2 separate regions of the Homo sapiens genome follow, and region 2 is linked to region 1. Evidence: read pairs that join two places in POLR2A ChIA-PET (ENCODE). Cell type or tissue: K562. All regions are shown on one strand.

Region 1 (5,000 bases):
CACTTCACCGCCTTCCACCACCGTGCTCTTCTCCGAGTCCGCCCCTGGAGGGACAGCAGAAGTAGGGCCCGTTGTTAATACGAGGGGCCGCCTTTAGTGCGAACAGCCGAGAGCGAGTGGCTACCGAAGGGTGGCGGAGGCAGCACCAGGGAGAGAACGTTCAAGAAACTCTGAAAGCCAGGGAAGGGTCCCCCAAAATCCGAGGGCCTGTCCCGGGACGCTGCAGGAGGGATAGAGCCGTTCCCAGGAGCTCAGCTCCTGCCTTTGCAGGGAAAGTTTGCTATTTTTGCAGGCGGTAGTTGAGGTTTAATTACCCTTAATTGCATACATTGTTTATAGCGCTACGCAATAAATAATTACCGAGACTAATACGTGCACATGTGGGTTTCTGTTTTCCAGCGGGGCATTGTGTGCTCTGCACACCGAGCCGCCCAGAGGCCCAGCCAGTGCCAGGAGACGCTCTGGGATTTATCCTTGGCTGGATAGTTGCAAATTGAGGGAATTTTTAAAAAAATTTATTTGCTGTGACAAGGATCTATAGATTGATATTCGAAACCTCCACTGCTCCCGCGCCCTCCCCACCCCCACCCCACCTCGCTCTCCTCTCTTCTCTTTCTCTCTCTCTCCCTCTCCTCTTCTCCCCCGCTCCTTCTTTCCCTCTCTCCCTTGTACCTCCTCCTCTCCCTCTCCCTGGCAAGCGCACGTACCTGGGTCCTCCAGGCGGCTCTGGGCGAGGCTGGCGCTGCCCGGGTAGGACTGCACCGAACTGATGTAGGGGCTGGATGCGTGGCTGCTGACCGAGTTGACGTAGGGGTAGCCCAGCGGTCGGGAGAAGGACGAGGCTGAGCTGTAGGCGCCGTCGGGCTGCGAATGGCCCGCCGAGTGTAAACAGTGCATGGAGTAGTGCCCGTGGGACATGGGAGAAGGAGACATTTGCTGGTTGGGCGGCCCAAACTCCATAAACACCGCCTTGCCCGACACGGGGCTGTTGAGACTTTCTGGCATGGTGGTCATGGTCATCTCTTCTCGCGGGGTCTGGGTGTGGGACTTTCTCTCCTCTGCTTCCCTTTTGGGGGTCTCTATGTTTCTCAGGACAGGAAGGAACCCAATTTAAGCGGAACAGGGGTTTTCACTTTCCATTCATAAGAAAATGGAGTTTGTCTCTTTGAAAAGTCTAAGCATGATGCTGCTGAGCTCCCCAAACTCGGTTCAAAGCTTTGACTCAGCGAAGGTCATAAATATTCATGAGCTGGCGGAGCTGATTGGTCCGCTGTCTTGCATAATCACTGGGGATTGGTCCGAGGCGCTCGGGCTCCGCTGGACTAGAGCGGGCGAGGCGGCCCGGCCTCGGGTAAGACGCATCCACACTTCCCGGCCGGGGCTCCTCTGCAACAGAGCGCGCCGGGCAGGAAGCACAATGGGCTGCGGCGTCTGCGCCGGGGCCCCTGCGGCCCGCGGCTCATCGGCCTCCCGCCTCCCTCGCGCGCTTTCCTCCCCAGGAACCAACCAGCGGCTCCGCGCCGCCGCCCCCCTACCACTGTCCCCACCCTTCAGCGGTCCCTAACACCGGACACCCGGGACCGCTTCTCGTCGCTGCCACTCAGTTCGGCGCAGAGCTAGGGCGGCTCAGGAGGAGACTGACCTCTGCCTCTGGAGCGCGGAGTCGCGCACTGGGGGCGCCCGAGGCGGCCAACAGACAGAGGTTCTCCTAAGAGCCTTGTGCCTAGCGCAGCGCCTATCCGGCCGCGCCTCCCCGGTACGCTCTGCCGCATCCCTGGAGTCGGGGCTTAGGGGCCCTCCCTGCGAACTCACTCACTCGGCCGCTGCGCCAACGCCGCTGTCGCTCCCTGGGGCCCGCTCGCATTGCTCCAGGCCCAGCTGGCCACTCCAGCTCGAGGCTGCACGGGTCTGATTAAAGCAGTGCGCGTGGAGAGCCAGGAACCCGCGCTTCTCCTCCCAGGAAAGGCGGCTGCACCGCCCCCTCCCCCAACACACACATCCTCTTTCCCTCCCAGCCTTCCTCCTCCTCCCCCTCCCTTCTCCACTCCCCATGCGCGGAGAGCCCCGGGCTCACTCGCCCCGAGAGCGCGGCTCAGCGTGGAGCCCAGGGGGCCTAGGGGCTCAGATCTGCTGGAGCCACCGACGCCAGGTGGTCATTTTCCGGCCTCCTGAGGTCTAGCGCGACTTCCAGAGTTTAGGAGTCCCTGGGGGACACCGAAACCCGCAGCAAACCCAGGCCTGTGGTAGGCTCCCTTATCTATGTGTAGACGTCTCTCGTTGCCACCCAGGATCTTCCTCACCTCCAGTGGCCAAAGCGCGCGCCACCAGGCCTAGGGGGCAGGGCTAGTGGAGGCAAGATCTGCCGCTGCTCCTTCTGTCTTCTGGGGTGCTAGGTACAAAAAAGTGCACAAGAGCCCCCACCCCATCGCCACTACTACCAATACAGCCAGTCCCTCGCGGTGTGGCGTACACCACCCTGGCTGTAAGTGGATGTTGGTTCCCCATCCCGCCAGCCCCACGGTGAATCCCAAATTACTTTGTTAGGTAATTAGAAAGTGTTGATAATTATTTCTTTCATAATTTAGCGGTGTGACGGGAACGGGGAAATGATCTTGTGAAAGTTCACACGTGCAGATGTATTAGTTACTGATTCATTTGATTAAATGGTAGTCTCAAGTGCTCAGATCCGCAGCTGAAGGCGCCCCATTAGCATAACACTGATGTTTAATTTTCATACGCATAATTAGCCATATATTTAACACTAATAGCAACATGCAGCCTTTCAGCGTTAAACAGCCCGGGATTTGATCTGGCCTGAGCTGAACCTTCATCGCTGCACCTTCCCCTGTCTGGAGTGTGCAATGATCACAGGACAAACCTCTGTAATCAAGCACATTTTGGCAGAGGGAACACCAATAAAAATGAACATTCAAAACAAATTACATCGGTGCTGTCGTTACAGATATTAGTAGAGGGGGTTTCTCTTTTTTTTTAACTTCTGTACCAGCTGCTGCTGCCCGCAGAATTCCTCTCCTTTGGTTTAAGGGCACAATGCTGGGGGCAGAAATATTTCAGGCAGAGTGGTTGGAGCAAAAAGAAAAGCAAAAGCAAAAAAAACCCAATACGCCAAACCAATAACGGGTTTGCCAACGTTTAAAAGATTTTTTTTTTCTTAATCACCGAACCACACGGTGAGGCTTTGTAGCAACAGCCAGCTAATGATTCCGCCACCAGGCAACTCCGGGAGCCGCTCGGCTCGTCCTGATTTCTGTGTCGCACTTGTGGTTTTAATTGCTCCTTCCTAGTGCCTGTTTTAGGGTATGGAGTGCCACGCCGTGTGCCCAGCACAGTCGCTCGGATACTGCCGGGCCCCAGGTCTCTCGCGCGTGCCCTGAGGGCCTTGCCCAAGTAAGTGATCGCCGCGGCGGGCGCGGGGTCGGGGTTGGGACCGGGGAAAGCGGAATTGGTAATTCCCGGAGCTCAGGGCAAGGCGTGAGGAAACCCGACGGCCGGGCCGCCTAGGGACAGTGTATTCCAGAGACTTGCAAGGTGGGGGAAGGGGAGAGACGGCCGCACATCGCGACAGTCTCTTGGGTGCTCTGTGTCCACAGCTGGAAAAGGATCAAAGACTTTTGCGGTAGCACAGGGGACCTGGTTGCCTTCTTGGAACAAAAGTCCGGCATGAGCCCCTCGGGATACTGTTTCAGAGCCTTGCTTAATTTAGAAGCGGGTTGTGTGTGAGCAAGAGATGGCTACACTCCGGAATTATTTCTTAGCTCAGAAAGGTCTAGGGAGGAGCACTGAGCGCGGGCCCTCTGATGCCGAGCCGCTGGCGGTAGCTGGTTTCTCAATGTGGGATCTTAGCTGCACTCAGTGAACTTGGAGTGGATCCCTCCCACCCCCTACTGCTAAGGTGACACCTGTTCTGAATGCCGGTTTGCTTAAATTGTTGCCTGCCCTCACTCTGAGAGAAAACAAAACTCTCCCATTTGTCCTGAGGGTCCGGGATTCCTCATGGAGCCTACTGGAGTCACCTCAGGACCAGGAGGTCCTGGTGGTGTTAGCCGCAGCCACTCTTGGCTGGAATCCCAGTGGCTCTGGGTGAGGTTTTCGGCCAGTTCAGCTGGAAGAGGGACAGGAAGGCGTGGACGAGGTATTTTTAAATCTACTTCCTAATCTCAACTTCAAAGCATGTTAAAGGGAGTTCTTTAGGGAGCTGCTGAGTGTTGGTACACACATACACACATATATATATACACCCACACACTTTAGGTTAGTCCCTTTAATAAATGGAATTATAAACTTGTCCCATAAATACCTCCACCTCAAAATAATTGCTGCACAAGCAGCGTGTTACCTCAGTGGTTAGTAAAGTCCTGTGGTCCTAATAAAACTATCCTTGGGGAACCTCGGAGTAAACTGATTTGCAGATAAGATACAATGCTAATGGTTGCAATCTGATTGCCTTAGGAGAAAACTGAAGTCATTCTCCAGCAAACATCTCCCAAGGCCAGCTGAACCCTCTTGATCTTTAGGGAATTCAGATCTTTGGGGGGGTGGGGGGCAGTAGCATCAGGCTGTGGGCCTCTGCTTGGCCAACTTCCGACCACACAAAAAGTTTTTCTATGGACCTTGTAAATCATCAACCCCTCCTTGGTCTTTTCCAGTTCTCAGACTCACTAGAATCAGAAACACCTCTATCCAAAAATCTACAACCCTGGACACAAAGAAGCCGAGCTGGAGGGGTTGGGGGACGACGAGAGAACCCTGTGTTAGGTAAAAGCTGGAACTCATCTCTTTTCCGAGCCACCTGGTCCTCAGTTTCCCGTATTATGAATGTTACAAAGATGAGCTGGCTCTTAGTCCTGGCCGAGGACACCACCTGTCCTGGCAACTACAGGTGCCATTTCCTTGCCGCTTCCGAAAGCCCAAGTTATCTTTAAGGGATGTCAGCTTTGCAAAACCCGCTTCAGTAGAAACAAGAGTTAGCACAACCATTA
Region 2 (5,000 bases), 130 kb after region 1:
TTGTCCAGGCTGGTTTCCAACTCCTGGGCTTGAGATCCTCCCACTTCAGCCTCCAAAAGCACTGGCATTATAGGCACAAGCCACTGCACCCAGCCCAAACCTTTAATTTTTAGAAACTATTTGTTTATTGTTTGTTTGTTTTGTTTTTGAGACAGGGTCTAGCTCTGTCATCCAGGCTGTAGTACAGTGGCATGATCTCAGCTGACTGTAGCCTCTGCCTCCTGGGCTCAAGCCATCCTCTGACCTCAGCCTCCTGAGTAGCTGGAATTACAGACACATGCCACCACGCCCCACTAATTTTTGTGGTTTTTTTGAGAAATGGGCTCTCACTATGTTGGCCAGGCTGGTCTCGAACTCCTAAGATCAAAAGATCTGCCCCCCTTGGTCCCCCAAACTGCTGGGGTTACAGGTGTGAGCCACCGCACCTGGCCTAAAACCTATTTTAAAATAAATTAAATTGGAAAACAGTTTAAAAAGTATTTCTGTTCTTACCTCTACACAGTCAAAGTTCTCATCAACTTTAGATGCATATTCAACACGGAACATTGTTGACAGGCTACCAGCAATATAGTATAACAGGATCTTTAGACCCTTGTAACCAAAAGCAGTTTCACTGAAATGGAAAAAATAGCAATAATGGAATGAATTTTTGCAGTCATTAAAAAGTATTAACCCTACATATAAACAAGTTTAACTTCATGGGTAGTTTCAAGATTTTAAACTATACTTAAAAAAAAAATCTACAATAAAATGTGCTTCAGTTTTCATCTATAAAATAGAATAACTCAGGAATGTTGCCTAAGTCAGGAATGTTGTTTGGGTTAAATAAGTTAATACATGTAAACTACTTATAAAACTGGCACATTGTATAAGTACTCACTAAATGTCAGACATTTAATACTATTGCTACTGTTGCTGCTGCTGCTACCATTACCAGTATTAGAAGGCATTTCAAATGAGAGAAGTAGTGTTAAATTAGGACCTGGCTAGGCAAGCAGCTACCAAGCCTTGGACCAGTCCCTCCAACTTACTGCTTACTGAATCACCAAAATCCAGAGCTGCAGCAATAGCACCTGCCTTACTACATGTAAACTGCTCTATGAACTCAAAAGGCAGATATGGAACTGCTGCTAATTCTTCCACCCCTGCTCCCTGCTATCACATTTATGCCTTAATATTCCTTTTTCCAGCTTAAAAGAGTCTTCTAAAAAGTGAACTCTAAATTATCCAAAATAGGTAAATCTATAGAGACAGAAAGTAAATTAGTGACTGCCTAAGACTAGGGGTCAGGGTAAAGTGACTATTAATGCATTTTAGGGTTTTTGATGGAAGTAATGACAATGTTCCAAAATTGACTGTGTTTGCACAACTCTGAATACATTAAAAACCACTGAATTGTACACTTTAAATAAATGAATTGCACAGTATATATCTCAATAAAGCTGTATTCTGATTTTTTTAGAAAGTGAATTGTGAAAGAAAAGTGTTTGAAAGAAGCAGTGTCATTTCCAAATTTCTGTCTAGGCTACGAAAATACGGAGCACTGTCCATTCCAGCAACTCTGAAAGTTATGTGAAGAAGAAAGGAGTGGCAATGATACTAGGATCAAGACCAATTATCATGCTTGGGTCATACAGTTCAGGGATATCACTATTATGTTACTGTCCCCTACCCATCTTAGAAGAGTGGTATACAAGCACCCCACTTTCAGTGATATTACGCAAAACAGTGTGCAAAATGCCATTAAGAAGCACTAACTGGTCTGGGCACGGTGGCTCACACCAGTAATCCCAGCACTTTGGGATGCTGAGGCGGGGGGGGATCACTGGAAGTCAGGAGTTCAAGACCTGCCTGCCAACATGGTGAAACCACGTTTCTACTAAAACTACAAAAAAAAAAAAAAAAAAATAGGCAGGTGTGGTGGTGGGTGCCTGTAATCCCAGCTACTCAAGAGGCTGAGGCAGGAGAATAGATTGAACCCAGGAGGTGGAGACTGCAGTGAGCTGAGATTGCGCCACTGCACTTCAGCCTGGGCAACAGAGCAAGACTCCGTCTCAAAAAATTAAAAAGAAGCACTATCTGTAAAACTAGATCTTATCTACTAAGATATTACACAGATTTTTTAAAGTAGTAAAAAGTAGAGAATAAAACAATGTCTCTTTAGAGATAGAACTCCAAAGAGAAAATATTCTTATTTTTATAATAAAGTAAAACCTATTTAAAATATGAAAGGCTGAAATTTTGGCATTAATCTATGTATAATAAGATACAATTATTAATATGTGAAAGCACATAAAATGCCTAATCTGATACATCAATAATGAAAAATTCACAGGAAATTCGTTGCAGGAAGAGACATTTGTTGACTTAAAAACACAATAAGGGCCTGGTGCAGTGGCTCACGCCTGTAATCCCAGCACTTCGGGAGGCCGAGGTGGGTGGATCATCTGAGGTTAGGAGTTCGACACCAGCCTGGCCAACACGGCAAAACCCCATCTCTACCAAAAATAACAAAAATTAGCTGGGCATGGTGGCAGGCGCCTGTAACCCCAGCGACTCGGGAGGCTGAGGCAGGAGCATCACTTGAACCCAGGAGGCGCAGCTTGCAGTGAGCCGAGATCGCACCATTCATTGCACTCCAGCCTGGGCAACAAGAGCGAAACTACGTCTCAAAACAAAACACACATTAAGGCTGGGCACAGTGGCTAACGCCTGTAATGCCAGCACTTTGGGAGGCTGAGGCAGGTGGATCACCTGAGGTCAGGAGTTCAAGACCAGCCTGGCCAACAGGGTGAAACCCCGTCTCTACTAAAAATACAAAAATTAGCTGGGTGGGATAGCACGTGTCTATAGTCCCACCTACTCGAGAAGCTGAGGCAGGAGAATCGCTTGAACCTGAGAGGCGGAGGTTGCAGTGAGCCAAGATTGCACCACTGCATTCCAGCCTGGGCAACAGAGTGAGACTCCATCTCAAAAAACAAGCAAACAACAAAAAAAGCCACACATTAAATATGGCTGGGTACAGTGGCTCACGCCTGTAATTCTAGGACTTTGGGAGGCTGAGGCAGGCAGACTGTCTAAGCTCCAGAGTTCGGGACCAGCCTGGCCAATATGCCAAAACCCCGCCTCTACTAAAATTACAAAAAAAAAAAATTAGCTGGGTGTGGTGGCACACACCTGTAGTCCCAGCTACTCGGGAGGCTGAGGCATGAGAATCGCTTGAACTGGGAGGCGGCAGAGGATGCAATGAGCCAAGAAGATCATGCCACTGCATTCCAGCCTGGGCAACAGAGCAAGACTCCGTCTCAAAAAACAAACAAACAAAAAAACCCAAAACCCCCACACATTAAAGAAATATGTCAATGATGTTAAAATAATGCATGGGGGGAAAAAAGACATGAAGGGAAATATTTAAATGTCCACTATGTCTAAATACCCTTTCCTACTACAACAAACCAGGGGTTCCATGGGAGACTGACTGACTCCAGAACTAACAGGGAAAGTACCAGATGAATCTGGAAACATCTTGTTGTGTGAGAAAGTAAAGTATCACCAAAATTATAAGGACATATCAGAAAGACTCAAAAGTGTCTGAAAGGGTGGCCACTTGCCAAATCTGGGATAATTTGAGCATCAAAATTAGTAGCAGTAACAGATTGTACATAGCCCACTGAATTGTAAAAGACTCCTTAGCCAGGTGCGGTGGTTCACGCCTGTAATCCCAGCACTTGGAGGATCACTTGAGCCCAGGAGTTCAAGACCAGCCTGGTCAACATAGGAAGACCCCCATCTCTTAAAAAAAAATTTTTTTTTTTTTTTTGAGACAGAGTCTCACTCTGTTGCCCAGGCTGGAGTGCAGTGGCGCAATCTCAGCTCACTGCAACCTCTGCCTCCCAGGTTCAGGCAATTCTCCTGCCTCAGCTTCCCAAGTAGCTGGGACTACAGGATACGCCAGCAAGCCTGGCTAATTTTGTATTTTAGTAGAGACGTGGTTTCACCATGTTGCCCAGGCTGGTCGCAAACTCCTGGCTCAGGCAAACCTCCCGCCTCGGCCTCCCAAAGTTTTGGGATTACAGGTCTAAACCACTGCACCCGGCCAAAAAATTTTTAAAAATTAGCTGGGTATGGTGGTACACGCCTATAGTCCCAGCTCCTCAGGAGGCTGAGGTGGGAAGATCTGCTTGAGCCTGGGAATTCAAGGCTGCAGTGAGCTGTGATCGCACCACTGCACTTCAGCCTGGGTGACAGAGCAAGACCCTGTCTCAAAAAACAAAAACAAAAAAAAGCATCCCTGAGTTTGATATAAATAAAGAAATAAATAAGAAGAAGAAGAAGAGCTCTTTCTTATAGTAGCATGCCCAACTAATAAATGAAAAAGGTACAAAAGAGTTACAAAATTACCATTTTACAATCATCATAGTAAAATACTGATTCAAGCAAGAATCATTAATGGATGCTTCTGGGTGAAAGCTTGAGGAAAACAGGATATTTTCGGTCTCACAGTATCTCCCTACAAACTACTTATAAATTACAAAGGAAAAAACACTAACTTTATAGTGGAAAAACCTAGCAGCCACCTCTAAACCAAGTGACCCAAGTTAACTTAACCAACAAGGGACAAACTGACATCACGGACTTCCTGATGTGATACACTGAGGACACAATACCATTTCTGTAATGGCACAGCAAAAATATGCATTATCTGAGTTTAATCACAAATAAACCAATCAAATTAATCCAATATAACAGTTCTACAAAATTAGCCTATACCCTACAAAAATGTCTGTTAGGAAAAAACAAATGCTGAGGATCTGTTTCAGATTAAAGAAGAATGAAGAGATATGGCAACGAAATACAATATGATTCTGTATTGGATCCAGGATTGGAGAAAATTGCTATAAAGGAATTACTAGAAATCAACTGACAAAATCTGAAACATGAGCTGTATATCAGAAGATAGTACTGTATCAGGCCGGGCATGGTAGCTCACGCCTGCAATC

Evidence for each region. Peaks named below come from ENCODE experiments on the same cell type or tissue, not always from the same donor. Only the 100,000 strongest peaks of a DNase experiment are listed, where the experiment ranks them.
Region 2: POLR2A ChIA-PET joins it to region 1 with 6 read pairs; 4 of 35 experiments call an interaction of 5 or more read pairs at or near these places.

Annotation. Positions count from the first base shown.
Region 1 is chr2:172,081,698-172,086,697 of GRCh38, reverse strand. It overlaps METAP1D (methionyl aminopeptidase type 1D, mitochondrial), which reads right to left. Exons shown (of 10, transcript NM_199227.3): 10 at 4,268-5,000. DLX1 (distal-less homeobox 1) reads right to left here and starts at 1,191. Exons shown (of 3, transcript NM_178120.5): 1 at 708-1,191; 2 at 1-44. The coding sequence starts at 1,020. RefSeq lists enhancers at 320-931, 963-1,082, 932-1,545, 1,546-2,157, 2,158-2,771 and a silencer at 1,363-1,472. In K562, CTCF peaks have their summits at 2,105 and 2,313; DNase peaks (open chromatin) are centred at 817, 1,297, 1,927 and 2,277; H3K4me3 peaks cover 2,370 bases.
Region 2 is chr2:171,948,494-171,953,493 of GRCh38, reverse strand. It overlaps HAT1 (histone acetyltransferase 1), which reads right to left. Exons shown (of 11, transcript NM_003642.4): 4 at 493-613. Among named protein-coding and RNA genes, the nearest start is that of HAT1, 29 kb to the right of the region's middle. In K562, no CTCF peak of the experiment used is centred here; no DNase peak of the experiment used is centred here.